3 separate regions of the Homo sapiens genome follow, and regions 1 and 2 are each linked to region 3. A link is a loop called in an ENCODE intact Hi-C map of the cell type or tissue named here. Cell type or tissue: mammary epithelial cell. All regions are shown on one strand. Each heading gives the region's core, and the rest is flanking DNA. Links, peaks and the distances in the headings are about the cores only.

Region 1 (10,411 bases), core at 1,705-9,704, 200 kb after region 3:
GTCAGAAATTTGAGACCAGCCTGGCAAACATGGTGAAACCCATTCTCTGCTAAAAAAGGACAGTAACAACAAAAAATTAGCTGGGTGTGGTGGCATACACCTGTAGTCCCAGCTACTTGGGAGGCTGAAGTGGAATAATTGCTTGAACCAGGAGGCAGAGATTGCAGTGAGCCAAGGTCACACCACTGCCCTCCAGCCTGGGTGACAGAGTAAGACTCTATCTCAAAAAAAAAAAAAAAAAAAAGGGATTAGGAGTTTTACGTAATTTTGGAACACACACCAATAGCACATTGATAAAGGGCAGATTAATGCTTTAATAAAACTGTTTGCTTTTATTTTAATGCTCAATTTAAATGAAAATTGAATAATACCCCTTTAACTTTAGCCAATATGATTACACACAGAATTTCTTCTGCAAGATTAATATTTCAGAAACCTTCCACAACTTGGTTAAACCTTTAGCTTTATCCTATCTAAATTAAAACAATCCTTAAATCCTCTAAACAAGACAAAAATCCACATTCCCATGCCTTTTTATAATCTTTTACCAAAAGCACATTTGACTTTCCTTACGTACCTTGCACGTAAAACTGTTTTTCAAGTAGTCTCAAATACATGTTACACTGTTTAACTCTTAGAAACTTTTTATGAAAACCTGGTGTATCACTCTGTTCACATGCTGCTAATAAAGACCTACCTGAGACTGAGTAATTTATACAGGAAAGAGGTTTAATTGACTCACAGTTCACCATGGCTTGAGAGGCCTCAGGAAACTTACAATCATGGTGGAAGGGGAAGCAAACATGTCCTTCTTTACATGGCAGCAGGAAGAGAATTGCTGAGCAAAGGGGAAAAGCCCCTTATAAAACCATCAGATCTCATGAAAACTCACTATCACAAGAACAGCAACATGGGGGTAATCGCCCCCTTGATTCAATTAACTCCCACTGGGTCCCTTCCACAACATGTGGGGATTATGGGAACTACAATTCGAGATGATATTTTAGTGGGGACACAGCCAAATCTTATCAGCTGGTAAGTAAGTAATTCTAATTATATATGAGGTTTTGAGCCTAGGATACCAGACAGAAATGCAGATAAGGTCTGACTCCAGTATAGCTAGGGTGCATGGCTAACTCTGTCACCAGGCCTTACCTAGCTTTAAAGCAGACAAGTAGTTGTATAGTTAAGAATCATAGTAACAGTTAATTAGCAGGCCTATTAACCTTTAAATTGTACAAGATTTCTTTCATAAATTTCCTTTCACTAATCTTTTCACAACGTGGGCCACTTATGACATACTTGGACTTTCTGACTTGTCCTAAATATCTTTCTTTTTAAACAACCAGTTATTTTACTTTGGGACAAGAATTTACCAAACAAAATTCTTTCTCATACAAAATCCATTTTCTTTATAACCTTCCTTCCCAGAAATACCTCTTTACCTTTATAACCTTTGAATCAGACAAGTCATTTTCCTTCTATTAGAAAGTTAAGGATTTTACTGCATGTTGCTGTGCCAGTTCTGTGAAGGGGGAGTAAATGAGGAGGTTATTTACATACTGTAGAAGTTATCTCCACTCAAGAGATTGTTCAGTTCAATTTTTGCTAGGGCTCGTCAACCTAAGTGTGGGCTATTCTAAACCCTGAGGTAAGACGGTCCAGGTTGAAGTTAATTTGTTCATGTTTTAGGTAGCTTTCCTGGAAGAAATAGTGCTATTAGAAGGAAAGATGAATTCAAAAGTTGTGTAAATACTAAGTAGGCATCCAACTTGAAAGTATATTTTTCCCCAAAGAGGTGCGAATCTTTTCTTTTGGATGAAGGAGGTGCCATTTTTTCCCATTACTCAGTAGCATTTGGAGGAGAGTTGCTCAGAGAAGGATATTAGCACAGAGTAGGCAGCTCTTGAACCCAAAAGGGAAATGTACAATGTTACTTTCTGCCTCCAGAGTTGCCCTTGGCTTTGTTCTGTTGATGATGCTTTCTGATTTGGAAGCCAGTCATAGCAGAGAGCCCCTTTGGCTCAAGGCCATCAAAGGTTGGGATCCCTTCCTCGGACCCTTCAGCCCTTGGGGCAGTCTCATTCCAGTGGCCAAGCTTGTGGCAGAGAGGGCAAGCTGCACATGGCTTTTTCCCATTTATCCCACCGGGGCAGTTTGTCTTCTAGTGGCCTGGATTGCCACACCAGTGGCAGTTACGTGAAGGAATGTCCTTAGGGCAACCTGGAGGGAGTTGGAGAGCTCCAGCCTCTATTGCAGAGCAGCCAATAGTTCAGCCTGCCTTTTCCCCCTGCATTTCTCTTTTTCCTTAGGCTTGTCTTCCTTGTCCTGATCTCAGTTATAAAAGACTGAGGAGGCTAATTTGAGGATCTCCTGCACAGAGGCACTGGGTTCCAAGGCTGACTTTTGTAATTTTCTCTGAGTTCATTTTTAGCCAAACAGTATTACAGTGGAAAACTAGGATTTTGGTTTCAAAGTTTCAGGGAATTAAACTTTTTCCAGTTCTTAAGGATGCATCCTAAGGGTGTGTTCTGTGGTATGGAGATGTGATTACCCATTTGCAGAGAGAGAACAGAGGAGAAAAAAAGGAAAAAGGAACAAGAAGTTGTCCCCTATTACTTTCCTATTATACTGAATGGGGTGTCCCCCATTTGTCCTTAGGGTTCTGGAATAAACTGGTCTTACTGTGTGCCCTTAACCCTGGTCCCATCTCATTACAATGACCCACTTGAGAACAGAGGAGATACCAGAGTGAAGAGAGGACCCTCCCCTGTTCATCCTTGGGGTTCCAGAATAAACCAGTCTTACCATGTACCCCTAACCTTGCCTTCATCTCTGTTCTGATGGTAATCTATTAGCCTGCGGCAAACCTTTATCTCTGTCCTATGGGTCTCTTGTGCCTGGGCTCTTGGGCTGACCTATCCTTGTCTCCATGATGTTATAGTAACTTTTGCTCAGAGCATTTTATCAACAAAATGATTATTTCTTTTCTCAGATTCCCATTTCTCATGTTCAAGTAGACAAGAAGCCTGCTTTTCAGCTAACTGCCACAAGGGAGCTAGACTTCCCCCACCCTTCAAATAAGACCATAAAGGTCTTGAAGCATACTGAGAAGGGTGTGAAAGTGATTTGAGAAATGGAGGCTACAGGAAGAAATAGGAGGAAGAAAGAGGAACACTCATGGAAAGCCTTCGTATGTTCCCCAAACCAAAAGCCCTTGGATTCAAGAGGGCAATGTCTATTTGCCCTCTTGACATAAAGTAGTAACCTCTAGAAGAGTTGGAGCTTGGGGTAAGAACTCACAAATGACAAAGAAAGACTATCTCCTCCTCCCAAAGGGGTGCTAACTCAGAAAAAGCAAGTGGGGCCACAGAGTGAGGCCTTATGCAGGTGGACAGATTGCTTCAAGGGCCACTGGAAAACTTGTCCCTGGGGCATAACAGGAACAAAAACATATGGTAAGTCATAAGTAGCCGACAGAGCCAGAGTTCCAATTAGTGTCTGTCCCAGCAATGTGCCAGCAGACAGGGGAAGGGTTGGAGGTCATCTGAGCTGGTAGGGTAAAAACAAACATAAATCTCAGAGGATATCCACAAGGTAGCCCATGTTTTTGCTCCCACGCAAATGCAGCAAGAGCCACAGGTGCCCAAATAACAAGGAGTGTGTGTTTAAGAAGTTATGTGGCATGCAAAGTGAAAGCAAAAAGTCAGACTTCCCCCAAGGCAGATGGTCAGAGATATGCAAGGTCATTTCAGAATATACACAGAGAAAACAGGAGAATAGGCAATTAAGGTTTGGGGGAAAGAGCTGATTTTAGGTGAAAAAGCAGAGGAAACCCCAGACATTGCATGGTCTCAGGATTTCACCATACCACTCTCATAAGCCTCCTGTCCAGGAAGATGTTTAGTGTCTCAGGTCTACTTGGTGTGAACCCCAAGGTCCTTCACACCCCTGCGAGCCACCCATCAGGTTGAGCTGAGAGATCAGCTGGAGGAACAGAGGAACAGCCACTTGCGGCTGAGAAAAGTAATTCTAGGGGTTGGTTAGTGAGCATTAGAGCAAAAAGGGAGAAGAGAACCATGTACTGGGGTTTAACACCTCCAGCCAAAGAAGGTGAGCCATCGCAGTATCTTACAACTGGGGAACATATCTGAATCACGCAGCAACAAATTATGTTATTAGCAGAATGTATCCAAGTCACGGCACCAAAGTATGTTACCAGCAGCAAATCCACATGAGTCTGTAGCAACCTCAATTCTTGCCTCCTCAGAATAAACAATTCAACTGAGGGGCACACGGCAGAATGAGAGACTGAGGCAAGTTTTAGAGCAGGAGTAAAAGTTTATTTAAAAGCTCTAAAGCAGGAATGAAAGGAAATAAAGTACACTTAGAAGAGGGCCGAGAAGGTGACTTGAGAGATCAAGTGCATGCCTCAGACCCATGGACTGGTTATCTGGAAGCCCTGATGCTTCCATTTTTTCCCTTGCCCAAACTTTCTGGAAGGAAGAAAGGTTAATTTTTGAACTGAAGGAGTTATTTTATTCTTTACTCCTGTGTCACAGCCCTGAGTAGACTATTATCCAATATCTGTAAATTGGTACTTTATACATTTTTTGACAGTTCTGTACTTGTTAAAGGCAGTAGGACATGGTCCAGCCTTCTTAATGCATCATACCTGAAACCTGTACTGTGTTAATTTTCTTTTTATAACCAAATCTTAAGTCAATCCTGTATTCCATCAAGATTTTACTTTCTTATATGAGAGTTTATATTGATATCTACCTAGATTGCCTGATTATCACCCTATAAACATTTTATTGAAAATTGATACAAACTTTCTCCTAAATCCTATTACCATGATAGTAAAATAATTTCAGATATTATATATTTTAACAATCTGGTTGCCTAATCTTACCCTTTGTCAAATTGCTTTCACTGTTATTATAAAACACTCCTCCATTTCTGGTAGAGATAGAAATGCCAAGAGTTATTCCTCTCCACTGTGTCCTTTAATCCTGATTAAATTATAGGTATGGTGTTATTAAACTACAGGTATGGTGATATTAAACTATAGGTATGGTGACATTAGATTAAACTATAGGTATGGTGATATTTCATAAAAATTATAAACTCTTAGGGAGTAATAAATAATCAATTTGTAACGAATATAACAGTCTTGGAATCTCCATAAGATAGAAAAGTGAAACTAGATCAGAACATTTCTCATCCCCAATATCTGAAGTACGGAGCAAACTTGGATGGAAATCAGTCAAAAATAATACTAAAATAGCAGCTATGACTAAAAAACAGAAAGCAAAATAGTGTGCAATTTTTTGATTAATTTGTATCTGAATTTCAAAATATAAAACTTAAGTAATTACTTGTAACATGGAATTTAAGATTCTGCATTGAATCTATATTTTGCCAGGACATGTCTGTGATCCTGGGTAACTTACTTAACTCCTCTGAGCCTCAAATTTTAAAGATGTAAAGTAAGGTAGAAAGATTTCTAGAGGAGTTGTGAATATCAAACAAACTAAAACATGTAAAAGAACTTAACAGATTATCTTCCACTGAGTCACGGCTTAACAGATGATGGATATTTCCTCATTCATTCATATAGATCTATCTGAGAATAGTCAACTCTCCCATCCCTCTCTATAACTGATTGGAAAATGCTGAGAGCCTAAAAAGAGAATTGAAGACAGTCTTAGAGAAGTATGAATATTAGATACACTTGACATTAAAGATAAGTCTGACTGATTTTTTATTCAATAAGAATGTGACAGCTTGTAAATATCTGATAAAGGAATTAGTCTCGTAGACTAATGTATTATAAATATATCTGTAAATTGGTACTCTATACATTTTTTGGCAGTTCTTGATAATGGTAGTGGGAAATGTAGCCTGATGTGTGTATGTGTATATATATATATATATATATATATATATAGTCTCCTCCTAGACTAACTATATATAAGTCTGGGAGATTGAATATCAGTCTAAGAGACTGATACTTGTTTCAGATACTATATATTATATAATATATAAATAGCATGGGCTTTATAGCTATCTATATTTATAGCATTCTTTGCTGATTCTGATGCCTGCCACACTCTCCCTTCCTCTCTGCTTACAGGATTCAATTCTTTCACTCCCATCTCACAATAGCTTCCTCCCTCTCCAGTGTAGAAATCCCAGCGTGCTGTCCTCATTCACTCACCAGCAACCCGCACTGCCACTCGTACAGCTGCTTCCTGTTCCCTTGTGGTTTTTGGCTGTCAGTTTTCCCCTAAGAGCACAAAGTCATCAAATAAAAGCAAAAGTTAAGTGAGAGTTCTAGGTTTTTCATAAACATCCATATCAGAGGTCTTTTTTTTTCCCTCCTGGTGAAAAATTTTGGAAATGAATGAATACTTTTGTTAAAATGATGTAACTTTCTCTAAAGAAAAAGGAAATGTCAAGATTTATTCTACTCTGGAGGCTGTTCAGTTATTTACAGAGGATGACAGCCACCTACTGGCCATGATGACAAAGACATACACCAACTCTGTGGAGAGTCAGCTTTTCTTTTCTATAAAGAATTCTGTCCCTTTGCAGAATTTTCTTCATAGGTAAAAAGGACTCTTTCTCAGAAAGAGCTGAACCTTATATTGGAAGAAGCCCATTTCCTTCATTTTTTTTATCATAGAGAAGGAAAGTACTCCCAGCTTCAAGCAGGACATGTCCTTTGGGCAGTGGACAGCTATGTAGAGAGAGAAAGGGTAAGAATGTGTCCCTTGACTTCAGCCCCCTGACTCATCCCTCCTTTATGTATTGAGCTGCACTAGGATTCAGTACAGCCTGCCAATGTGGGTGTAGAACTGTAATGGACATCCATTAAAATCTCCTGTTTGAAGGTACATTAGCTCTTTCTTAATAGTAAGTTGCTAATTTTACAAATTCATTCCTTAGATCATGTCACTTACATTCATAATAAGGAGAACATTCTCTGTTATTTTCAATAATGACTCAACTTGCATCCCTTCTATTTTCACTCAGTAGTAAGAGAGAGAACAGAGATCTGTAAAGGGATCAGAAGATACAATTCTTGCCAAATGATACCCAGTAGAAGTATCAATTTGGGTAGAATTGGGGAAACATTAAAGTGATCTGTGAAATGGTGTATTTGAAGAAGTTAACCAGGAAGCATGTGTGAATTGCTAGGTTAGTAGGAAGAGGCTTCAACTTAGGACAGATTTCTCAATTCTTTGCTCAAGTTACAGACCCAACCTTTATATGGCTCTTTTGAAATGGAAGAGGAGAGAAATTGGGAAATTCAAAGTTATATTTTACAATATATTTGTTCTTTGCCTCTCTTTCATTAGCTACTGAGTGTGGGGGGCCCAGTTTAGGATCAGAAAGAAAACATTAACACTTTTGAATATACCTGGTTCTCTCTCCTCTGTCTCTTTGATGGTTTAACACCTTTCATATATTAAAAACCCTTTTATTCCTGACTACTTTTAAGCTTCTTATTTCTTTAATGTTATTTTTGTTTTTTGTTGCTTATCATTTCAGTGGGCAAAAATTGTATGATGTGGCTGCATATTGTCACCTTATCCTGAAAAATGTCTGTAACTATATCCTGAACATATCGAGAAGTTAATTTTTTATATATTCTAAAGTATTGGAGACCCAATGAAAGGAAGTGGCAGAGCTGGCAGAGAGGAGCCCTATTATAGCCTGCCTCATACAAGTCCCTGGACAGTTCCTCTGGTGAGGAACACATGGAAGCTTAGTCCCTGCCCTGACTCCATTGGAACAGATACAAGAGATCATGATACAGTACCACCTGGAGACAACGGGGCTTTGTGAGCTCACGAGGCCAAAGAATGTAACCACCCCTAGATTTCCCTTACCTGGCAAGCTCAGCACTGCAGAGGTCAAGGATGTTTTGCTGGGAACAGAAACACAGTAAATAGAGAGAGTCCTGCCCACAACACTACACCCAATGAGCGGGTAAAGAATACAGGAGCTCATTTGTGCCTCTTTTTAGGGACTTCCAACATTCTGATTCCGCTAGGAAGAGACTCCACCAGGCTCAGGACTCTCATTTGTTGAAAAAAGCAAAGCCCACATTATGAAACATGAAGACAGAGCCAGCAGCAGCTTTAGAATTTGGAAGGAGGAGAGAAGACTGGAAGGTCCTCAGAAAATGGAGTAGCAATGGAAGCACTGAGTCAACTGTTCAGAATATTCAAATCAGAGGGAGAGAAGATTGAAGTGGATGCTGAGAGCATACAGTGCTCCCGTGGAGACATGGCCAACACTGTCCCCTGCATGGGTGACACTGATACTACAGCAGCCTGTAGAGTATTGGAAGGGACAGGGTTACTTCAGTGTCAGCTGCAAACTCCTGTTTCCTCCCTAGTACCCATCAAGTTCTCACACTACAGGCAAACTTATTTATGGGGCCAATGCAATTCAAGGCATCTCTTAAATTCTAGTCATAATGCAGCCTCCTTAAAGGCAGTAAAAAATGAAACAATGCCTGAACAGAAGGGACACAGCAGGTATTTGAGTACATTTCAATTGGGCCAGAGACTTCCCAGCAGGACAGATATCAATAATGCATGTATTGAAGAATCACAACTTCTTCTCTTTTTTTTGTATTCTTTTGTTTGTTTTTTGTTTGTTTGTTTGAGATGGAGTCTTGCTCTGTCACCAGGCTGGAGTGCAGTCGTGCGATCTCAGCTCACTGCAATCTCCTCCTCCCAGGTTCAAGCGATTCTCCTGCCTCAGCCTCCCGAGTAAGTGGGATTACAAGCATGCACCACCACACCCAGCTAATTTTTGTATTTTTAGTAGAGACAGGGTTTCACCATATTGGCCATGAAGATCTTGATCTCCTGACCTCGTGATCCACCTGCCTCGGCCTCCCAAAGTGCTGGAATTACAGGCGTGAGGCACTGCACCTGGCTGAAGAATCACAGCTTCTAAAGGCAGCAAAGATCTTTGCCGAATTGTATTTATTTAACTTCATTAATTGAAAAGAGGCATTGGTGGGTCAGTTCTCTTTCTTCTTTTTTCTTTTTTCTTTTTTCCAGTCAGTGTATTCTATACTCAATAGGCACATTCAAAGTTAGGATTTGTACACTTTCTGAGGATTCAAGTCCAAAAGACAAGCAAAGATCATCCTTTATTTCTGATAAAAAATACTAATGCTTTTATCACTTTGTCAATTACTGCTGATTTTAATGCTATATTTATTTCATTGCTAAGTTGTATTTCATGGCTTTTAATTGGATCAGGCTAGAAATTAAATAAAATCAACCATGTTGGGCAGCTGAACTAAGTTTGGAGTTACAGCCAGACTGTCTTTGGTAATCACCTCTTCAAAAGCCCTCACTTCTTCTGTATAGGAACTGCATAATATTCTTCCATCTGACAAAACGTTTTTTCAGCACTCAAAACTCAACCACTTGTTGGAAAGACAGAGGATAAGAGATTCTTCACAAGACTCTATCAGTACACAAGATGAAGTTCAGTCTGGGCTGGAGGTAAGAAACAGTGCTGTCACCTTTAGGAATGAGAACAGTAGGCTAGCCTGAAGAAGCTCTCCTGTAGATTTAGTGAGGTCCTGAAGGAGATAAGACAGATCCCATAAGGCTCCACTAGCAGCAAACCGAAAATTGTTAGGTGCTTTTTGTTTATTCTTAAACTCACAAAAAATCTCGAGAATTAAAAATAAATAGGCTTTCAATTGGTAAGTTAATAGTTATTTTCCTGTATTTCTTTGATGAAACTACACATTAAACCTTAGACTTTGTCTTTCAATTGGGAGAAAAAAATCCTTGCTTATAGCTATTTAAACAATATTTTGCCTACCTAGAATATAAAGCCAATCAGTTAAATTCACGTATAAAACACCACTGTTGCTCCTGTACATTGGTCCCATATCTATTCTTCACTTATGTAACATGCCCTTTCATACAAACCAATTAGCTCAACTCTCCATAAGGTTTTGACCTTGGATCATTGGTATGTTCAGAATAGTTCATCCTTCCAGATTGTTATTCCTCTCCAAAGAGTTATATAAGGAGCATAATACAAATAGGTTTGTTGAAAGTATTGAACTTTTTTTGTTTTTTTTATATTTGAATTGATAAATAACAATAGTATATATTCATGGAATACACGGTGAGATTTCCATATTCATAATGTGAAATAATTAGATTTTGTTAATTGGCTTATTCATGATCTCAAACATTTATTATTTCTTTGTGAAGGGAACAGTCACTGTCCTCCTTCTAGCTATTAACAACTATATAATATATTATTGTTAACTATATCCTACAATGGTATATAAAACTAGACCTTAACCTCCTACATAGCTATAATTTAGTATCTTTTAATAAATCTCTCCAAT
Region 2 (10,358 bases), core at 1-8,000, 220 kb after region 3:
GTGAAGAAATACTTCCAAAGAATCACTCTTTATCTGATGGAGAAGAAATACAGCCCTTGTGCCTGGGAGGTTGTCAGAGCAGAAATCATGAGATCCCTCTCTTTTTCAACAAACTTGCAAAAAAGATTAAGGAGGAAGGATTGAAAACTGGTTCATCATGGAAATGATTCTCATTGACTAATACATCATCTCACACTTTCATGAGTTCTTCCATTTCAAAGACTCACTTCTCCTATAACCACCACAAGTTGAATCAAAATTTTCAAATGTTTTCAGGAGTGTAAAGAAGCATCATGTATACCTGTGCAGGCACTAGTCCTTTACAGATGACCATGCTGATGTCTCCTTTCATCTATTTATTTAAATATTTATTTATTTAACTATTTTTATTATTTAAATTATTTTTTATGTAATATCATGTGTACCTTTACATTGTGGTTAATATAACAAATATGTTCTTCATATTTAGCCAATATATTAATTTCCTTTTTCATTAAATTTTTACTATACAAAATTTCTTGTGTTTGGTTATTTTTTAAGATAAAACGTCAAGCCTGACTGTACAACCTGATTTCAAAATAGATGATTTAATCAAGTTACCTATCATAATTTTATTCAAGTTATAGAAAAATACATTTTCTATACCAGGTTATATGTTGCCTTAAGGATGTAAACATGAATATAAAAAATACAGCTCCTGTTCTCTTGTATCTTTGATTTTTGTCAGGAAATAAATCTAAAAACAATAATAATGCTGAATTAATATCAGTTATACAAACTGCTGTATGGTAACGAAGTAAAAAAGCAATGAATTCTTCTTAGCACAAGGTAGATTGAGACATGTCTGGAAAAAAAAGTAGAGATAAACTGACTTTCAAACATGTAATTGAAAATGTACATTGCCAGTCAGATATATGAGTTTGCAGTTTCCAAGGAATACGATATCTGGAAGTTCATAACTGGCAATGGAAAGGCCAAAAATGAAGGCTGTCATGTGGGGAGGAAGTGGAGAGGGAAAAAAGACTTAAACTGGATTCTGAGGACCTTCCACCATTAAAGTGTGGGAACAGAAGAGACACAAAGAAAACAGAGGTGGAATACCTCAATATTAGAAGGAGAAGAGGGAATGATGATAAAAGTGTATTTAGAAAACAAACATGCTTATAAAAAGAATCAATAGACTTATAGAAAATGTGAATTAAAACTGAGCACTACAGGAAGAAAATAGATGGCAATGCAGAGATTACTGAGAGCTGGATTGATAGAATTAATCAGCAGAAGCCATACTGGGGTAGGTAGAAGAATCAATGAGAAAAGAAAAATCAGGATAACACATACAGAAAATTGTGAAAGATCTGCCTTTGCAATGGAGGGAAGTAATAAGTTGGACCCGCCAAAAATGTGGATTATCTTTTATCTGCATAGTGTTTCCTTTTTGAAAATACATGTCAATGAATAAATTTCATAAATGTGATGCACTGATAAATCATATTAATACATTTAATATTTTATATATTTAAAGCATAAAATGTAAAATTATTTACAATAGTAATTGATCATTATTTTGATTAATACTCTGTTAAATGTCAGTAAAAACTGACACATTTCTTTCATAAAATAAAATTGGAAACTGGAAAAGAGAATCTCTTTCTCAATACTTTAGGAATGGGGAAAGGATTCCCTATTTAATAAATGGTGCTGGGAAAACTGGATAGCCATATGCAGAAAACTGAAACTGGACCCTTCCTTACATCTTATACAAAAATTAACTCAAGATGGATATAAGACTTAAATGTAAAACCCAAAACCATAAAAACCCTAGAATAAAACATAGGCAATAGCATTCAGGACATAGGCATGGGCAAAGATTTTATGATGAAATTGCCAAAAGCAACTGCATCTAAAGCTAAAATTGACAAATGGCATCTAATTAAAGAGCTTCTGCACAGCAAACGAAATTATCAGTCATCACAGCGAACAGGCAACCTACAGAACGGGAGAAAATTTTTGCAGTCTATCCAATTGACAGAGGTCTAATATCCAGAATGTAAAAAGAACTTAAACAAATTTAGAAAAAAAAACATCAAAAAGTGGCAAAACATGAACAGACATTTCTCAAAAGGAGACATTTATGTGGCCCATAAAGATGAAAAAAGCTCAACATCACTGATCATTAGAGAAAGGAAAATCAAAACACCAATGAGATACCATCTCATGCCCCTCAGAATGGTGATTATTAAAAAGTCAGGAAACAACAGATGCTGGTGAAGCTGTGGAAAAACAGGAAAGCTTTTACACTGTTGGTGGGAATGTAAATTACTTCAACCATTGTGGAAGACTGTGGTAATTCATCAAGGATCTAGAACCAGAAATAGCATTTGACCCAGCAATCCCATTCCTGAGTAATACCCAAAGAAATATATGTCATTCTATTATGAAAATACATGCACGTGTATGTTTACTGCAGCCCTATTTACAATAGCAAAGACACAAAACCAACCCAAATGCCCATCAATGATAGATGGGATTTTTAAAAATTGTGCTTAAAACCTAGATGACAAGTTGATAGGTGCAGCAAACCACCATGGCACATGTATACCTATGTAACAAATCTACAGGTTCTGCACATGTATTCCAGAACTTAAAGCAAAATCAAAAAAAAAAAAAAGAAAGAAAGAGAGAGAGCAAGTTGGTCAAAATCAGCTGAAAATACAACATGAACCAAGGAAATTCAGAGAGCAGGAGATGGTTGTGTATAAATGAGGAAAAAACGAGATTAATAATTATTAAGCAAATCCCAATTCAAAATTTACACATCAGGTATAAATAACAATAACTTATTTTACATTGAAATTCCATTCTGGTTGCATATATATTTTTTTGGCAGCCTAAAAAAACAGAATTCTATCATGAATTCTAAAGAGGCTGAAAAATTGTCTCACCTCATTTCAAAGTCCTACTTACACTTAGTCAGGAAATGGTGGCTTCTATAAATACCTGACAGAGGAGCAGCATCTAGATTGAAGTGCAGAATACACGTGTTGATGGTTAACTGATTCTGGCACCTGGAACATTTGTTTCCTGGCTCTCAGAATCCCAGAGTACACTCCCATATGAAGTTACTCTCCTAAACTTAAGTAAAATATACATCTTTGCTGGTTCTGAGAGCTGACACACTTTTCCCTTTCCTCCATGCTTTTCTGTATCCCATTTTTTCACTCCCATATCACATTAGTTTCCTTCCTCTTCCTCTAGAAATGCGCACTGTGCTCTCTTCTTCACTCATCATTAGCCTGCACTGCCTCTTCATACAGCTGTTTTCAGTTCTCTTGTGGGTTTTACCCATCACTTTTCCCTTAAGAGCACAAAATCACAAATTAAAGCAGAAGGTCAGTGAAAGTTCTAGGTTTTTCAGAAGCTCTTTTTATAAAATACTCTTTTTCCTTTCTTATGATGAATATTTCTGTAAAACACGGAATGTCGCTGTTGCAATGACATAACAGTAGCTTAGCAAAAAAGGAAATAAAACGCAGGTTCCATTCTACTTTGAGACTATTACAAGATTTACAGGGAAAGAGAGCCACCAACTGGTCAAAGTGCACCAACACAGCAGCCAAGTCTGAGGACAGCAGGCTGTGAATGCAGAAGTAGGCCTCCTGGCAGGATATTTATCTTCATAGCTAAAAAGAGGCTCTTCCCAAGAAAGAACTATCACGGTACTGGAATTAGCCCATTTCCTTAACTTCTGTATCGTGGAGAGAGAAAATACTCCCAGCTTCAGGCATGACATGTCCTCTTGGGGCAATGGACAGCTATGGGGAAAGAGAAAGGGTCTGGATATGTCCCTTTCCTCCAGCCTGCCCAGCCTCCCCGGGACCTCCTAACTTATCCCTTCCTCTATGGATTGTGCTAGACTAGGAATGAGAAGAGCCGGTCAATCTGGGTGTAGAACTTCAAGGGAATTTGATTTGTGATCTCTCTATCAAGATTGTGGAAGCTTTCATAGACTATATCCTGAAATACATTTTCCAAGTTGTTTGTTTTCTCCCTGTCTCTTTAAAGGATGGAAGTGATTCCTAGATTTGGCCTCTTTATACCACCCCCTATTTCTTGGAGGTTTTGTTCATTGCTCTTCATTCTTTTTTCTTTATTTTTGTCTGATTGTCTTATTTCAGAGAGCCAGTCTTCAAGTCCTGAGATTCTGTCCTCAGCTTGGTCTATTCTGCTGTTAATACTTGTGATTGCATTGTGAAATTCTTGTAGTGTGTACATCTACTAGGTCCGTTAGGTTCTTTTTCATACTGGCTATTTGGCTATCAACTCTTCTCTCTTTTGATTGTGATTCTTAGTTTCCTTGGTTTAGGTTTTACTGTTTTCCTGAATCTCAATGGAATTCCTTTCTATCCCTATTCTGAATTATATTTCTGTCATTTTAGCTAACTCATTTTGGTTAAGAACCCTTGTTGGAGAACTAGTGTGATTATTTGGAGGACATAAGATGCTCTGTCCATTTGAGTTACTGTAGTTCTTGCATTGGTTCTTTCTCATCTCTGCATATGGGAGTGTAGCTTGAGTTCAATCAATAAAGAGACTTATTTTCTGGCTGTGTTCACAGGGCTGTAGCTTTGTGCAGGGTCTTTATTTGTAGCTGACATGTCTTTGGTTGAATGAGGGTGTGTTAGTGAGATTTGTTGGTGTTGAAGCTTTGGGCATGACCTAGTAGGTGACTCTTAGGTGCAGTGGTCAGTTGTCAGGCTCTTGCTCAGTCATGGGGCTCACCTACATTTCCTCACGGTTGTACACGTGCTCCATCTCAATGCTTTGAAAGTTTGGGCTCCTCTCCCACTTGAGTGCTGACTGTACCTTGTATCTTGGCACTCCCAGGCTGCCCACAACAGCTCTGGGGTGATCTCAGGGTTAATGTTTTCTCCCCAACTTGGAGCCATCGAAGGAAGGGACCTTAGTAGTTGTTGTAACTGAGGGTCTTTTGCTTGTCTCCGGGGGGCTCCACCACAGAGAAGCAGGTCAGCAGTCACTCAGTGCAATCAGCGTGGGATGGGAGTGTGTCCTGTGGGCCCAAGCCAGGGGTTCCCTGCCTGGTGATGTGAGGGGTGGGTGATTGACCAATGGCAGACAGACTGGCCTCCTCTCTTGGGTTGACGGCAGCTTGTTGGAGGTATGGATAAGGTACTTGAGGTCTCTGCTCCTTCATCAGTTCCAAGGTAGCTGGGGTAGTACCACTGCAGAGGCAGTGGTAGACAGGCTTTCTGTTGCCCCTGGGGTCTCCACCTCCAAGAAATGTGAAGCCATGTTAATGGCAGTGTTTAGCCAGAGGAGTGGGGTGGCTGCACTGCTGGTGTAAGCTTGGGGCTTCACTTTTTGGGTAATAGAAGGTGGCAATCTTACCAGGAGGAGAGACTGTTCTCACCATATGGTAACTGCAGTGTGCTGTAAGTTCATGTGACAGTGGCTTGCTGCAAGCTCGTAAACAAAGAGCTTCAGACTCTTTGTTTCTTCCCCAGACCCAAGGCAGCAGGGATAAAACTGCTGCTGTGGCAGTGGCAGAGGTAGGATGGCTGTGGGAGCCTCTCCCCAGGGAAACTCCAGGCAACTACCAGTGGATATGCTCAGCTATGGGTAGGTTGACTGTTTTGCAGTCATGGGCTGGGGGCCCTGCCTCCTGAAGAATAGGGATGCAGATTCTCAGGGAAGAAAGGCTGGACTCCTCTTTGTATGGTGGCTATGGTGTGCTGGAGGTGAGAGTGTAGTGACTAGGCCCTTTGTTCCTTCCCCAGCCAGAGGGCTGCTGGGGCTGTCCCACTGCAACAGTAGTGGTGGATGGGTTGTGGGTTGACTGTAGGATTTCTTCCTTTGAGAAATGCTGGACTGCCTGATTGAGGAGATGAGGCAGGGGAAGGGTGCCTGTGCTGGAGTCTGGTCAGGTGGATCTGCCCACAGAGGAGAGGTGACAACCAGGAACTGTATGGAGAACAGTATGGTCACTCTTCTGTGAGGCAGTTGCTCTGTTTTGGGGATCTGGACCAGCCACTGTTCCCTACAGACTCTCCAGAGCCTGGAGACAGCAAGGGCAAGAGCTGTGAGAAAGCAAAGATGGCAACCCACCCTTCTCACTGGGAGCTCTGTTCCAGGGAGATGCAGAGCTGTCATTGGCTCAATAGCCCCAACTGGTAGCTGCAGACCCAAGCCTGGCAGACCCACCCAGTGAAGAGAGAGGGGATCACGGACCGACATAACACACAATCTGGCCACTTTTCCATAGGGCTGCTGCAATATGCTGGGGGTCCAATCCAGACCATAGTCACTTCACATTTTTCAGTACCTGAAGATATCAACAGTGAAGGCTATGAAACAGTGAAGATGAGGGCCTGCCCCTCCCCCTGGGAGCTCTGTTCCAGAGAGGTACAACCTGTTGCCTCCTGCAACATACATGCAGGAGGTGGCTGGAGACCCCGGTGGGGATATCTCACCCACTGAGGAGAAACAGTATCAGGGACTCAGGTGAAAAAACAGTCTGGCCACTTTTTGGTAGAGCAGCTGTGCTGTGCTGGGGGTCTGCTACCACCGCCAGCACGAAGAATGGCATTTTCAAGAATGGCTAAGGCTGCTAAACGGCAACAAAGGCTACCTACCCTTCCCTTTGGGAGCGCCATCCCAGGGATATTCGAAACTGCGGTCCACTAGAAAACAGTGGTGGAGGTGACTGGAGACCCCAGTGGGGAGATTCCACCTACAGAAAAGAAACAGGATTTGGGATCGATGTGAATAAGCAATCTGACTGCTTCTCTGTAGAGCTGCTGGGCTGTGCTGGGTGGCTGCTCCAGTCCCTAGCTGCCTTGGACTCCCTAGAACACAAAGGCTCCAATAGCTAAGGCTGTGAAACAGCAAAGATAGCAGCCCACACCCTGCCGGTGGGAGCTCCATGTCAGGGAGGTGTGACGCTGCTACCAGTGTCTGGCTGGATTCCCAAGCCAGTGGGTCTTACCCTGAGACAGGCCATGGAAGGTGGGCCTGCCACTTGTCACTGCCCAGCACCCTGAATGAAACCCCTTTCCTAGGGGTATGTATAGGGGTCTAGCGTCCTGCTTGGCTGGAGTTATAGCTTCTTTTGTGGGGAAGCCTGGGTATCTAAGGCTCCAGGGTACCCATGCATGCCTGAGCAGCTGCTCTGCTGAAACCCTACGTAGCCCTGCATGTCAGACTGAAGGCTCTGGTAGAGTGGGTTCACTAGGAGATCTCCTGATCTGAGGATTGCAAAGATCCGTGAGAGAAGCATGGGTCCCCAGGGCTGCTGACTTACCACTTCCCTGGGAAGGAGAGGCTCCCCTGGCTCTGTGACACTCCTTGGTGGGCAGTCGTCCTGCCTTGCTTTGCTCTGTTCTCCATGGGTCAAGCTGTTGAGTCCCAATGTGTGTACCTGGATGTTTCAGTTGAAGGTGCTGTATTTACTTGCCCCTTCCATTTCTCTCCACGAGAGTGGCACACACTAGCAGCTTCTAGGTGGCCGTCTTGGCCAACCCTGAAAACTATTTGTTTCCAACTATAAGCCATGCATAAAAAGAATGCCTTGAGAGAACCTGGAGTCCAGGGTTCATCCAGACCCCAGCTCAGCTAGGCCAGCAGCACCCTCGTTTCCCAATGGTCCTACTGCTTCTACTGGTGGCCCTGCTGCTTTGCCACTGTGGCCCTGTTGGATCTCTGGGCTTTGACCTGCCTCAGAACCATGGCCTACTTAGCAGGAACACCTTGGCTCTTCTGGGCCAAATGCAGAGAATCTCCACTTTCTTGTGTCTCAAGGACAGAAGAGACTTCAGGTTCCCCCTGGAGATGTGGATGGCAGCCAGTTGCAGAAGGCCCAGGCCCTGTCTGTCCTCCATGAGATGCTTCAGCAGATCTTCAGCGTCTACCCCACAGAGTGCTCCTCTGCTGCCTGGAACATGACCCTCCTGGACCAGCTCCACACTGGATTTCATCTGTAGCTAGGATGCCTGGAGTCTTGCTTAGGGCAGGCAATAGGAGAGGAAGAATCTGTAGGGGTGATTGTGGCCCTACACTGGCCTTGAGGAGGTACTTCCAGGGAATCCATGGGAATCCAGAGAATCTACCTGAAAGAGAAGAAATACAGTGACTGTGCTTGGGAGGTTCTCAGAGTGGAATCATGAAATCCTTCTCTTCATCAACAAACTTGCAAGGACTGAGAAGTAAGGATGAAGACCTGGGGTCTGCTTTAGTCTTTCTTATTTTCTTCCTCTTCCTTACTATGTGTTTATTCCTTCTTTTTCTAGTTCCTTAACTTGTAAAGTTAGTTCATTCGTTTGAGGTCTTTCTTCTTTTTTAATATAAGCTTTTACAGCTTTCATTTTCCCCTCTACCTCTGTTTTCATTGCATCACATATGTTTTGGTATGTTGTGTTTTCATTTTCATCTCTCTCAAGATATTTTCTAAGTTCCCCTCTGGGCATTTTTTTTTTACTATACTTTAAGTTCCAGGGTAAATGTGCTCAACGTGCAAGTATGTGCCATGTTGGTTTGCTGTACCCATTAACTTGTCATTTACATAAGGTATTTCTCCTCTTACATGTTTATCACTTTTAGACCTACATTTGTTTTCTTTTTGTGCCCATAAATTAAGATGAAAAATCAGACCACTTTTACCTTGTAGGAAAAGTGAAGTGAGAAATATAAATATATTTGCTGTTGTGAATGCCACATAGAACGCCACATAGAATCATTGTATAGTCCATTTAAAAATTATATTTGTATTCTTTCATTGACACTAACGTGAATGTGAAAATGAAAGAAATCAAAGTATAGAAAAACCAATTTTCACGGTAGAATACAACATAAAAAATGAATATGCAAAAATTCCCAATACAATCTCAAGTGAACAAAGAAAAAATACTCTCTCCCCCAGTGTTTCAAAGACTAAGAATAATAACTCGGGCAAAATTGCCCTGTATTCTCAGGGTCTAATAAAAGGATGAGCCCAAAATTCAATAAAAATGTGTTGACTGGATCAACTACTAAATCAATGTACAAAATATACATTCCTGAAATGAAGGCTCCTCTAGTATGGAAACCCCTGTGCACATTTCGTAATGTAGAATATTTTAATTGTTCAATGATATAAAGAATTTAAGTGAATCATTTAAAATAATGAATAATAAAATGTGTTTGGTTATTTTCTAAAATTGATCCATTTCATAATTTCTACCTCATATAAACCAGCTCATTTTCTACCAGTGTCATCTAAAGATTATCACGAGATTTGAATCTGAAATTTATAAATGATGGAAAAATGATGTCACAAGTCTTTACAATTCACATACACATTCTTGGGATTTGATCCAGGGAAGGAAAGCTGTAGGATTATTTGGGGGAGAGAGGCTATTATTCCATACTTTTGGGAATAGTAAATTGTCTGATTCCTATAAACTGTGTGAATTGGAGAGTTTGAATTTAGATATGTGACTCTGTATTTGACACCAGGCTACTTATTTTCTATTATCACAAAGTAGAGGACAGATTAGAGATGAAGTCATAAATAGTTAATATAGTGCTAGGCAAAGGATGATATTATGCTGCTCTTGCAACTTGAATCCCCAGATCTACATGCACTTTAAAAAAACTGGAATCCCAGTGGTTTTAGCAGTAAACTAAATGGGCATTATTGACTCTCAGTAAAAGCTGAATGGAAATTTTTGTCATTATCTATTATAATCCCAGCAAATATGTGCATGAGGAAGCAAAATGGCTTCATTCTTGAACCCTTTCCAGTAGAAGAAAAAATGAGAAACTAGTAAAAACTCCACTTACTAAATAGCTGATTTGCTAAAGCAGACTTCATTCCATTTAAGGGTTCAGTATCTATAGGGCCTACTTATGCAAAAAAAAAAAAAAAAGTAGAGCCAGAGTTCAGGACCACTCTGAAAGTTAATTCTTTGCATAATAATATTCAATATTTATAAATTTATGAATTTAGAACAAAGATGGTCTTTTTTATTTGATAAGAATTGACTTGGATAGGAACTTCTGAAAATCTTTAGGGAATATGAACTTCAATGAAAAATGCCAAAAATGATTTAACTTATAATATTTCCTAAGTCACATATGTTTATTGGAATGATACTTCTTCGAAGAGTACAAAAATTAGTTCTTGTAGTTTATGTAAACAAATCTGACATATTACAATAGTTTGTGACTCTCCAACAACTCTATCCAACAAAATTTCATTGCTTAATATACATCTTTCTCATTGGATTTTCTTGTGTACGATATGAGAAGCACTGGTATTGAGTTCATGAAGGTAAACAAAATATTTGTAAGATCAGTGTTACAAA
Region 3 (10,411 bases), core at 793-8,792:
ATAGAGAATAGAAGAGCAATTTTTAAAAATCACTGAAACTAAGAGTCGGTTTTTTTAAAAAAAGTTCAACAAATTGACAGACCCTTACTAGGATTATTTTAAAAAGAGAGAGAGAAGACTCATAAAACAAAAATAAGAAACACAAGAGGAGACACTACAACTGATGCCACAGAAATAAAAAAAGATCATAAGAGACAACTATGAACACGTATACTCCAACAAATTTTATAACCTAGAAAAAATGGATGAATTCCTAGAAACACCACTTACCAAGACTGAATCACAAAGAAATAAAAAATCACAATAGAACTATAAGGAGACTGAATCAATAATTAAAGCCTCTGAAAAAAGAAAAGCCCAGGACCAAATGGCTTCACTGGAGAATTTTACCAAACATCCAAAAAAGAATTAGCATGATCCTTCTCAAATTCTTCCATAAGATTATAGAGGAGAGAACACTTCCAAACTAATTTTATGAGTCTATATGGAGGCAAAAACCCTCAGCAAAATACTTGCAAACAAAATTCAACAGCGTATTAAAAGGATTATACACCATGGCTACATGGTTCAACATATAGAAATCAATGTAAGAAACTAAATAAACAGAATGAAGGGGGGAAAAGCATGATCACCTCAACTGATGGTGAAAAACCATTTGACAAAATTCAGTGTCCTTTCATGATTTAAAAATAGGATCAATAAACTAGGAATAGAAGGAAATTACCTCAACATGATAAGGGCTATTATATGAAAATCCCTCCATTAACATCATACTCAATAGTGAAAACCTAAAAGGTTTTCCTCTAAGCTCAGGAAAAAGGTAAGGATGCCATTCTCATCACTTCTACTTATCCATAGTATTTGAAGTCCTAGCCAGAGTCATTAGGCAACAAAAACAAATAATAAGCATCCAAATTATAAAGGAGGAAATAAAATGATTTCTGTTGGCAGAGGACATAGTCTTATATGTAAAAAATTCTAAAGATCACACACACACACACACACACACACACAGAGTGATAACTTATAAATGAATAGAGCAAAGTTTCAGGATACAAAATCAACAAACAAAAATCAGTCGTATTTCTATATACTAACAATGAATAATCCTAATAGGAAATTAAGAAAATACTCTCATTTACAATGGCATCAAAAAGCATAAAATATTCAGGAATAAAATTAACCGAGGAGGTGAAAGACATATCCACTGGAAACTATCAAATACTGCTGAAAAAATTAAAGATGACAAAAATAAATGGTAAGACATTTATTTATATCCATCATGTATTGGAAGACTTAACATTGTTAAGATCTTCATGTTCTCCAAAGTGATCTACAGATCTAAGGCAATCCCTATCAAAATCACAGAGGCATTTTAAAAATTTATTTATTTTATTATAATTTAAGTTCTAGGGTACATGTGCACAACGTGCAGGTTTGTTACATATGTATACATGTGCCATGTTGGTTTGCTGCACCCATTAACTCGTCATTTACATTAGGTATTTCTCCTAATGCCATCCCTCCCCCATTCCCCCACCCCACAACAGGCCCTGGTGTGTAATGTACCCCACCCTGTGTCTAAGTGTTCTCACTGGTCAATTTCCACCTATGAGTGAGAACATGCGGTGTTTGGTTTTCTGTCCTTGTGACAGTTTGCTTAGAGTGATGATTTCCAGCTTCATCCATGTCGCTACAAAGGACATGAACTCATTGTTTTTTATGGCTGCATAGTATTCCGTGGTATATATGTGCCACATTTTCTTAATGCAGTCTATCATTGATGGACATTTGGGTTGATTCCAAGTCTTTGCTATTGTGAATAGTGCCGCAATAAACATACATGTGCATGTGTCTTTATAGGAGCATGATTTATAATCCTTTGGGTATATACCCAGTAATGGGATCACTGGGTCAAATGGTATTTCTAGTTCTAGATTCTTGAGGAATTGCCACACTGTCTTCCACAATGGTTGAACTAGTTTAAATTCCCACCAACAGTGTAAAAGCATTCCTATTTCTCCACATCCTCTCCAGCACCTGTTGTTTCCTGACTTTTTAATGATCGCCATTCTAACTGGTGTGAGATGGTATCTCATTGTGGTTTTGATTTGCATTTCTCTGATGGCCAGTGATGATGAGCATTTTTTCATGTGTCTGTTGGCTGCATAAATGTCTTCTTTTGAAAAGTGTCTGTTCATATCCTTTGCCCACTTTTTGATGGGTTTGTTTGATTTTTTCTTGCAAATTTGTTTAAGTTCTTCATAGATTCTGGATATTAGCCCTTTGTCAGATGGGTATATTGCAAAATTTTTCTCCCATTCTGTAGGTTGCCTGTTCACTCTGGTGGTAGTTTCTTTTGCTGTGCAGAAGCTCTTTAGTTTAATTAGATCCCATTTGTCTATTTTGGCTTTTGTTGCCATTGCTTTTGGTGTTTTAGTCATGAAGTCTTTGCCCATGCCTATGTCCTGAATGGTATTGCCTAGGTTTTCTTCTAGGGTTTTTATGGTTTTAGGTCTAACATTTAAGTCTTTAATCCGTCTTGAATTAATTTTTGTATAAGGTGTAAGGAAGGGATCCAGTTTCAGCTTTCTACATAGGGCTAGCCAGTTTTCCCAGAACCATTTATTAAATAAGGAATCCTTTCCCCATTTCTTGCTTTTGTCAGGTTTGTCAAAGATCAGATGGTTGTAGATGTGTGGTGTTATTTCTGAGGCCTCTGTTCTGTTCCATTGGTCTATATCTGTGTTTTGGTACCAGTACCGTGCTGTTTTGGTTACTGTATCTTTGTAGTATAGTTTGAAGTCAGGTAGCGTGATGACTCCAGCTTTGTTCTTTTGGCTTAGGAGTGTCTTGGCAATGCAGGCTCTTTTTTGGTTCCATATGAACTTTAAAGTAGTTTTTTCCAATTCTGTGAAGAAAGTCATTGGTAGCTTGATGGGGATGGCATTGAATCTATAAATTACCTTGGGCAGTATGGCCATTTTCACGATATTGATTCTTCCTACCCACAAGCATGGAATGTTCTTCTATTTGTTTGTGTCCTCTTTTATTTCATTGAACAGTGGTTTGTAGTTCTCCTTGAAGAGGTCCTTCACATCCCTTGTAAGTTGGATTCCTATGTATTTTACTCTCTTTGTAGCAACTGTGAATGGGAGTTCACTCATGATTTGGCTCTCTGTTTGTCTGTTATTGGTGTATAAGAATGCTTGTGATTTTTGCACATTGATTTTGTATCCTGAGACTTTGCTGAAGTTGCTTATCAGCTTAAGGAGATTTTGGGCTGAGACAATAGGGTTTTCTAAATATACAGTCATGTCATCTGCAAACAGGGACAATTCGACTTCCTCTTTTCCTTATTGAATACCCTTTATTTCTTTCTTTTGCCTGATTTCCCTGGCCAGAACTTCCAATACTGTGTTGATAGGAGTGGTGAGAGAGGGCATCCCTGTCTTGTGCCAGTTTTCACAGGGAATGCTTCCAGTTTTTGCCCATTCAGTAAGATATTGGCTGTGGGTTTGTCATAAATAGCTCTTATTATTTTGAGATACGTTCCATCAATAGCTAGTTTATTGAGAGTTTTTCACATGAAAGCCTGTTGAATTTTGTCGAAGGCCTTTTCTGCATTTATTGAGATAATCATGTGGTTTTGTCTTTGGTTCTGTTTATGTGATGGATTACGTTTATTGATTTGCATATGTTGAACCAGCCTTGCATCCCAGGGGTGAAGCCAACTTGATCTTGGTGGATAAGCTTTTTGATGTGCTGCTGGATTCAGTTTGCCAGTATTTTATTGAGGATTTTTGCATCGATGTTCATCAGGGATATTGGTCTAAAATTCTCTTCTTGTTGCGTCTCTGCCAGGCTTTAGTATCAGGATGATGCTGGCCTCATAAAATGAGTTAGGGGGGATTCCCTCTTTTTCTATTGATTGGAATAGTTTCAGAAGGAATGTTCCATTAATTCTGTTCCATTAATTCTACTAAACCATATATTCCATCATTGGTCAAGGTCACCAGTGACTTCTGTTTTCAGATTCACTAGGATAGTTTGGTCTTCCTTCCCTGAAAGTACCACCATCCTTTCCTGATTAGTCTTTCCCTGATTCTTCCCTATTTTGTCTTCTAACTGCACTGGCTATCAGCCTCAGGGCGTTTTGCAGACTCTACTCTTCAGCCCTTCCTTTAACTGCTGAGGGTCTGCAGGATAAAGTTTATGTCCTCATCACATTCTCCCCTCTATTTATGTGACTACATCCATTCCCGTACCCCGATAATCAGACATAAAATAAAGAACCCCAAATTAACACCTTCCCCCATGGCATTCTAGACACATAATTCCCACCTGCCAATAAGACGTGTACTTACATATCTCCCATGCACCTTAGGAAGGATATCTAATATTTTTTCCTTCCAAGCACCATTTATACCTAAAGCTTCTGATGTGAGAACATCACTTTTCTTTACTTCTCTTTGTAGCATTTAACATAATTGAAATAATATAAATATTTGTCCTGTTTTTACGTCTCTTTCCCTCTTAGACTGAGAGAAACTGTGTTTGCTTTATTCACCTGTATTTCTTTAAGAAAACCCCACAGTTTGCCATTTACTCAATTTATACATATAATAGGAATGAAATGAATGAGTTAATACATTTTACCATATTTTCAATTTGGTTTACAAAAAGAGAAAGTAGACATTGTTTTTAGAATAGAAACATTTACAGAGTTTTCTTTGATATGAATTTAATAAAACAAAATGCAAACTTAATATGAAAAAGTGAATGTTTTATAAATTTTAATACGATGTGAAGATGAAAATATAAAATATATAAATATCATAAATACAAGGCATGAAAAAAAAGAAGGAAGATAAATAAACAGCATCAGGGCAGTTATCTCTGAGTTACGGATGCCCCAGGAGCTGAATGTTTTTGACATAAACTTGCTTTATGCTATTAATAAAGTATTTGCTAAAACTAATTCAATAATTTCTGATGAAACAGAAATGAGCTTTTTGAATATCCAAAGTCACATGTACAAGTGTGATATGGCAGATTAGTCAATGAGAATCATTTCATGATGAGCCCAGGTCTTCATCCTTACTTCTCAATCTTTCTTGCAAACTTGTGGATGAAAAGGATCTCATGATTTCCACTCTGACAACTTCCCAGGCACAATCTTTATTTCTTCTCTTTCAGGTAGAGATGGATTCCTGGAAATACCTCCTCAAGGCCAGTGTAGAGCCCTCAATCACCCACTGCCCCCAGCTTCTCCTTCTCCCATCTCCTGCACCAAGCAGGTCTCCAGGTGTTCCAGCTGCTGATGACGTAAAGTGTGGAGTTGGTCCAGGAAGGTCATGTTCCATGCAGCAGAGGAGCGCTTTGTGTGAGAAGTTGAAGACCTGCTGTAACACATCATAGAGGAAAGACATAGCCTGGGCCTTCTGCAACTGGCTGACTTCCACCTTCTCCTGGGGGAATCTGAAGTCACTTCTGTCCTTTAGACACAAGAAGGGAGAGATTCTCCTCATTTGGCCCAAAAGCACCAAGGTGTTCCTGCCTAGCAGGCCATGGTTCTGAGGCAGGTTATATCCTAGAGATCCAGAAGAGCCACAGCTGCACACCTCTAGGGCTGCCAGTAGAGGGAAGAGGAGGGCCATTGAGAAATCAGGATGCTTTTGGCCTGGTTGAGCTGAGGTCTTCATAGAACCTTGGATCCTAGGTTCTATGAAGACATTCTATCTATGCATGGCTTTAATGGAGCACAAATAGTTTTCATTTTTCTGAGCATTTCTCTAAATTTTTAATTCCATTTATTGTTTTCATTTACATGTCTTCTATATCAGCATCCACAACCTTTTGGCCACCAGTTTGGTGGAAGATAATTTTTCCACGAAAAATGGGGTCAGGGAGGGAATGCTTTCAGAGGCATTAGATTCTCATTAGGAGACCACAACCTAGATCCTTCGCATCTGCACTTCACAATAGGGTTCCTGCTCTTTTGAGAATCCAATGCCACTGCTGATCTGACAGGAGGCAGAGCTCAGGCGTTAATGCTTGTTGGTTGGCCTGCTTGCCTCCTGCTGTGCGGCCCTGTTCCTACCAGGCCAGGACCAGTACCCCGGTCCATGGATGGGGGTTGAAAAACCTTGTTCTATATGACCTAAAAGGAGGTCATCACTCTACACTCTTGATTTTTGCAATGGATGTTCAATATTCCCAGTAAACTTAAGATATATCAATCCAAATGAATATTGATCAATCAGATGAGAAACATCTTTGTGCTACTGTTAGAAGTATATACTTTTAGCCCAGATCCTAGCCTCCAGTTTTACCCTCCATTTTGCATAGGAAATCAGGATCCCTGGGCCCTATGGGTTTCTGTATTCAGTTAGGAAATTACCTATCTCTGGAAATTAAACTTTTTAGGACTATCTTTGTTTGATATTTGATTCACAGAAGACGTTGATGGTTATTAGTGAAAGAACTTCTCTGGTGCTTCCCTCCTTCTAGAATATATTCATTCAGGTTCATGTGGTTATGCTTCCCTGGGGGCTCAAGCTTAGATCAATGAACATTGCCTTTTTTGCATTATTTTCTTACTGGAGAAATATAGCACTCCTCAGGCTGCGCCAATACCCCTAAAAGAAATTCTGTTGGTTTGTTTTTTTTTCTTTTTTAAGATGCATATGGGTGTGGAAATTTTAATCTTAAAATAATGTTATTTCCTCAGCAGTGATGATTCACAAGGTATTTATCACATCAAGTCACTCCCTAAATGCAGGCTCACCACATCCTGATGACTTTAGAACTCCTTTTCCAGGGAGGTTCTTGCTTCTTTGTTGCCAAAACAATAAATCCTTTGTGACCTTTGTCCTTGCTCCTAGAATATTTGGGTGAAGGAGTATATGCTGTCAGTGGTGACCTCCTCTTCTTCTGACCCATGCCCTAGGTATCAAAGTCTCAACAGCCCTAGAACGCTGATAACAAAGGTTTGTTTTGTCTAAGTAGGTAAAGGAATTATCCAATTGTAATCATTTTATCTTCAGTAGTTAAATAATTTTTATTTCACCAAGTACAGCTTTTATTCTTTCTTTAACTCTTTTGCTATCTTTAATTCTTTTAAACTATTAACAGTTTTTATGCTTAAAATTTATGAGCTATGCACAGGAGAGTCAAAGATGCTGCTGCCTCTCTTTAGAGGCTCATATTACAGAAACTGGCGACCCTCAGTTGTTCACTAGTTCAGTGTGATCTGTTGAAGTTTCTTACATCTCTGTCTACATGAAACTTTGACGGTGCAGGGCAGTGAGCCCCATGCTATCACATTAAATAGTCATAGCCATCTTTCCTTTACTGATTTGTGATTCTTCATTTTAAATTTAAAGCTCAACAACAAATGAATTTTTAGAACACCTTTTTAACATAGTGGTTTACTGGGCAGTTTGTCTTGCTGCTACCACATTATATTCTAATTCATGATGAAGTAACACAAACAAAGGAAAGTAAAAGAAAGGCAAAAGAGCTACACTGCTTTTCTCTATAATTTCCAAAATTCGTGTTTTTCTTGTTTCTCATTTAAACTTTTGTAGAAAGTACTACTTGACAGTTGTTTGTAGGGAGAAAGAAAACAGAAGCAATTCTGATTGTCATGAAATTGAAATAAGGGGAGTGACTTTCCCCTTACTAACTGCAAAGTGTAAGTTAGCAAACTTCAATGCAGCAAAAATTGGGGACTAGAGAGTTTTCGAAGATCAGCTACTTGACTTTCTTTCACTTAATCCACATGTGATCAGCTCTGGAGAGAAGGCAGAAGTCACACCAACCAACTCCCAAAAGATTGACAACCAGGCTGCAGTTGCTAGAACACCAACAATGCTCTCTGGCAGGGTGTTAGACATTAAGCTTGTCTGAAGACTCTACCTAGTTAATAAATCCACCCAGGCAATGATAAGATAGGCTTGAGGAACCTGGAATTAATAGAAATAGAATTGGATGATCCCAAAAGTTTCTATTTTAATCTGGATGATGATAATAATAATACTAATATTAAAAATGATAACACCAACATTTATTGCATGCCTAATAGGAACCATCCACTGTTTTAAGATTTTCTTTTTTGAGACAGGGTCTTACTGTGTCACCTAGGCTGCAGTACAGTGGTGCGATCACGGTTCACTGCAATCTGACCTTCTGGGCTCAAGCAGTCCTTTTACCTCAGTCTCTTGAGTAACTGGGACCACAAGCATGCACGACCATGCTTGGCTAATTTTTCAAATTTTTTGTAGAGACAGGGTTTCAACATGTGCCCAGCCTGGTCTGGTGCTCCTGGGCTCAAGCGATCATCCTGCCTCAGTGTTCCAAAGTGCTGGGATTACAGGCATCAGCCACCATGCCAGGCTGTTTTAAGATATTTTTAAAATACTAACTCTGTCTTCTCAGTAACACTATTTGGATTACACCCTTTTATACAACTGTTTGGAGAGAAATATAAATCTGGAGGGATGAACTATTCTGACCACACCAATTGTGCAAGGTGAAAACTTTAGGGAGAATCAATATAATGGCTTTTCTGGAAGGGTCCTTTAAAGGAAGTGGGGGATAGATATGAACATAGAAAGTAAAGAAGAGGACATCAAATCAATGGAGCAGGGAGAGTGAGATGACTAGGATTCTGAGATGCATTTTGAATGTCAAATGGTTGCTGTCTATTGCTTTACAGAGCAACAGGGGGTGTAGTGTAAATGAATTGAACTGACTGCCTTAAGTTCAGTGGAAAAGTAGATGAAATACATTCCTTTTTTTTTTTTTTTTTTTTTTTTTTGAGAGAGAGTCTTGCTTTGTCACCCAAACTGGAGTGCAGTGGCGCAATTTCAGCTAACTGCAACCTCCACCTCCTGGGTTCAAGTGATTCTCGTGCCTTAGCCTCTGGAGTAGCTGGGACTATCAGTGCACACCACTATGCCCGGCTAACTTTTGTATTTCTAGTAAAGACAGGGCTTCACCATGTTGGCCAGGCTGGTCTTGAACCCCTGGCCCTAAATGATCCGCCTGCCTCAGCCTCCCAAAGTGCCAGGATTACAGGTGTGAGCCTCTGCACCCAGCCAATGAAATATCTTTTAAGTAGTAAAATGAAGTAGATTTGTCTGCCAATTAAAAAAATAAATCATAACATTTAATTAGTGATTTCTTCAAAAATATACTAAAACAACTCTATTAACCTATCAACTGCAAACTCCTAGAAGCCAATTTATTTTTTACTCTTGAGTTTTCTTGTGTATTTAAGAATAAAGAGAAAACAACTAATAATTTCTGGGACAGCCCAGCCATATGGACTCTGACTTTCTCCTCCTTCAGGACTCACAGGTCAGCCTGCTGCTCTTATTGCCAAGGAGAAGGATATTTCTATCCCCAGCCCATTCAGGACTTAATCTTGTGTACTGATTGTGTCCAGTGAAGAATCTCTTCCCCTCTTTCTCTTTCGGTCCATTGGTTGAGTTGTGAGTGCTGAAAAGATCATTCATATGACCAAGATTGTGATGCTTAGATGTTTATCCCCAGCAAACATGTAAACTATAGAAATCTCAGTTGTCTCCACCAAACATCTAAACTGTATAGCATCTAAGCAGCCTGAGGCTTTCACCAGATGCCCAGTCTTCCAGCCAGCAGCATTGTGAGCCAAATAAACATTTTTTTCTTTATAAATTACTCAGCCTCAGGTACTCCTTGTTAGTGAAAAGGAACCCAGGTTCAGCTGCTCATCTCTCGAAAACCAAACTCAAGAGAAGAGAGATGTTGAGGGGGAAGCAGATTCATTAGGAAAGCCTGCAAACTGAGAAGACGGTAGACTAGTATCTTCAAATACCATCTTAAGGCAGTACAAATTTCAGGCTCTTTTTATGTTAAGGGCAGGCAGAAGAGGAGGGGGGTCAGGATAAATAGGTGACCATCAATAGCAGACAACTGGGCACCAGCACAGGACCAAGGAATTTGAAAAATTCTTTGTTCTTTGTCAGGTCACAATGCTCCTATGAATCTTTAAGGTAACCTAGTTAGTTGTTTACATTCTTCTCCTTTAATCCCAGAGTTAGTTTTAAAAATTACATGATTGCTGTTTTTGCACATTATCTCTGCTCTAAAATCATCCCAACCTACGTGCAAGAATGGGTGTAGGCCCCGTAAACAAAATGGAGTTAGTTATGTTAGGTATTTTGCTGTCTCACTGCTACAATTGCAACACAAAATGAATGCTTTTAAAGGGCTGCTTGCCAAGGAAGATCTGGCTTTAACTACAGATTCAGCCACATTGCTTAGTATGGTTGTCTTTGGCTGTCTATGGTTGGCATTACAATAGATGATATTTTCCAGTCATAGTAATAGAAGGTTTTATCAAAAAATAAATGTTTACAAA

What was found. A loop is a pair of places that touch in the nucleus more often than their neighbours do. Peaks named below come from ENCODE experiments on the same cell type or tissue, not always from the same donor. Only the 100,000 strongest peaks of a DNase experiment are listed, where the experiment ranks them.
Region 1: it touches region 3 in a loop (7-fold over the local background); 12 of 110 quality-filtered maps call a loop at or near these places.
Region 2: it touches region 3 in a loop (13-fold over the local background); 7 of 110 quality-filtered maps call a loop at or near these places.

What each region holds. Positions count from the first base shown.
Region 1 is chr9:21,249,290-21,259,700 of GRCh38, reverse strand. No RefSeq gene overlaps it. Among named protein-coding and RNA genes, the nearest start is that of IFNA14, 14 kb to the right of the region's middle. In mammary epithelial cell, for the core only: a CTCF peak has its summit at 6,521 (motif pointing left); no DNase peak of the experiment used is centred there; H3K27me3 peaks cover 343 bases.
Region 2 is chr9:21,229,152-21,239,509 of GRCh38, reverse strand. It overlaps IFNA14 (interferon alpha 14), which reads left to right. Exons shown (of 1, transcript NM_002172.3): 1 at 1-508. The coding sequence ends at 144. It also overlaps the pseudogene IFNWP5. Among named protein-coding and RNA genes, the nearest start is that of IFNA14, 5.7 kb to the left of the region's middle. In mammary epithelial cell, for the core only: a CTCF peak has its summit at 3,588 (motif pointing left); no DNase peak of the experiment used is centred there.
Region 3 is chr9:21,450,733-21,461,143 of GRCh38, reverse strand. MIR31HG (MIR31 host gene) reads left to right here. Exons shown (of 3, transcript NR_152879.1): 3 at 5,200-6,876. It also overlaps the pseudogene IFNWP19. Among named protein-coding and RNA genes, the nearest start is that of IFNA1, 15 kb to the right of the region's middle. In mammary epithelial cell, for the core only: a CTCF peak has its summit at 5,642 (motif pointing right); a DNase peak (open chromatin) is centred at 6,793; H3K27ac peaks cover 1,164 bases.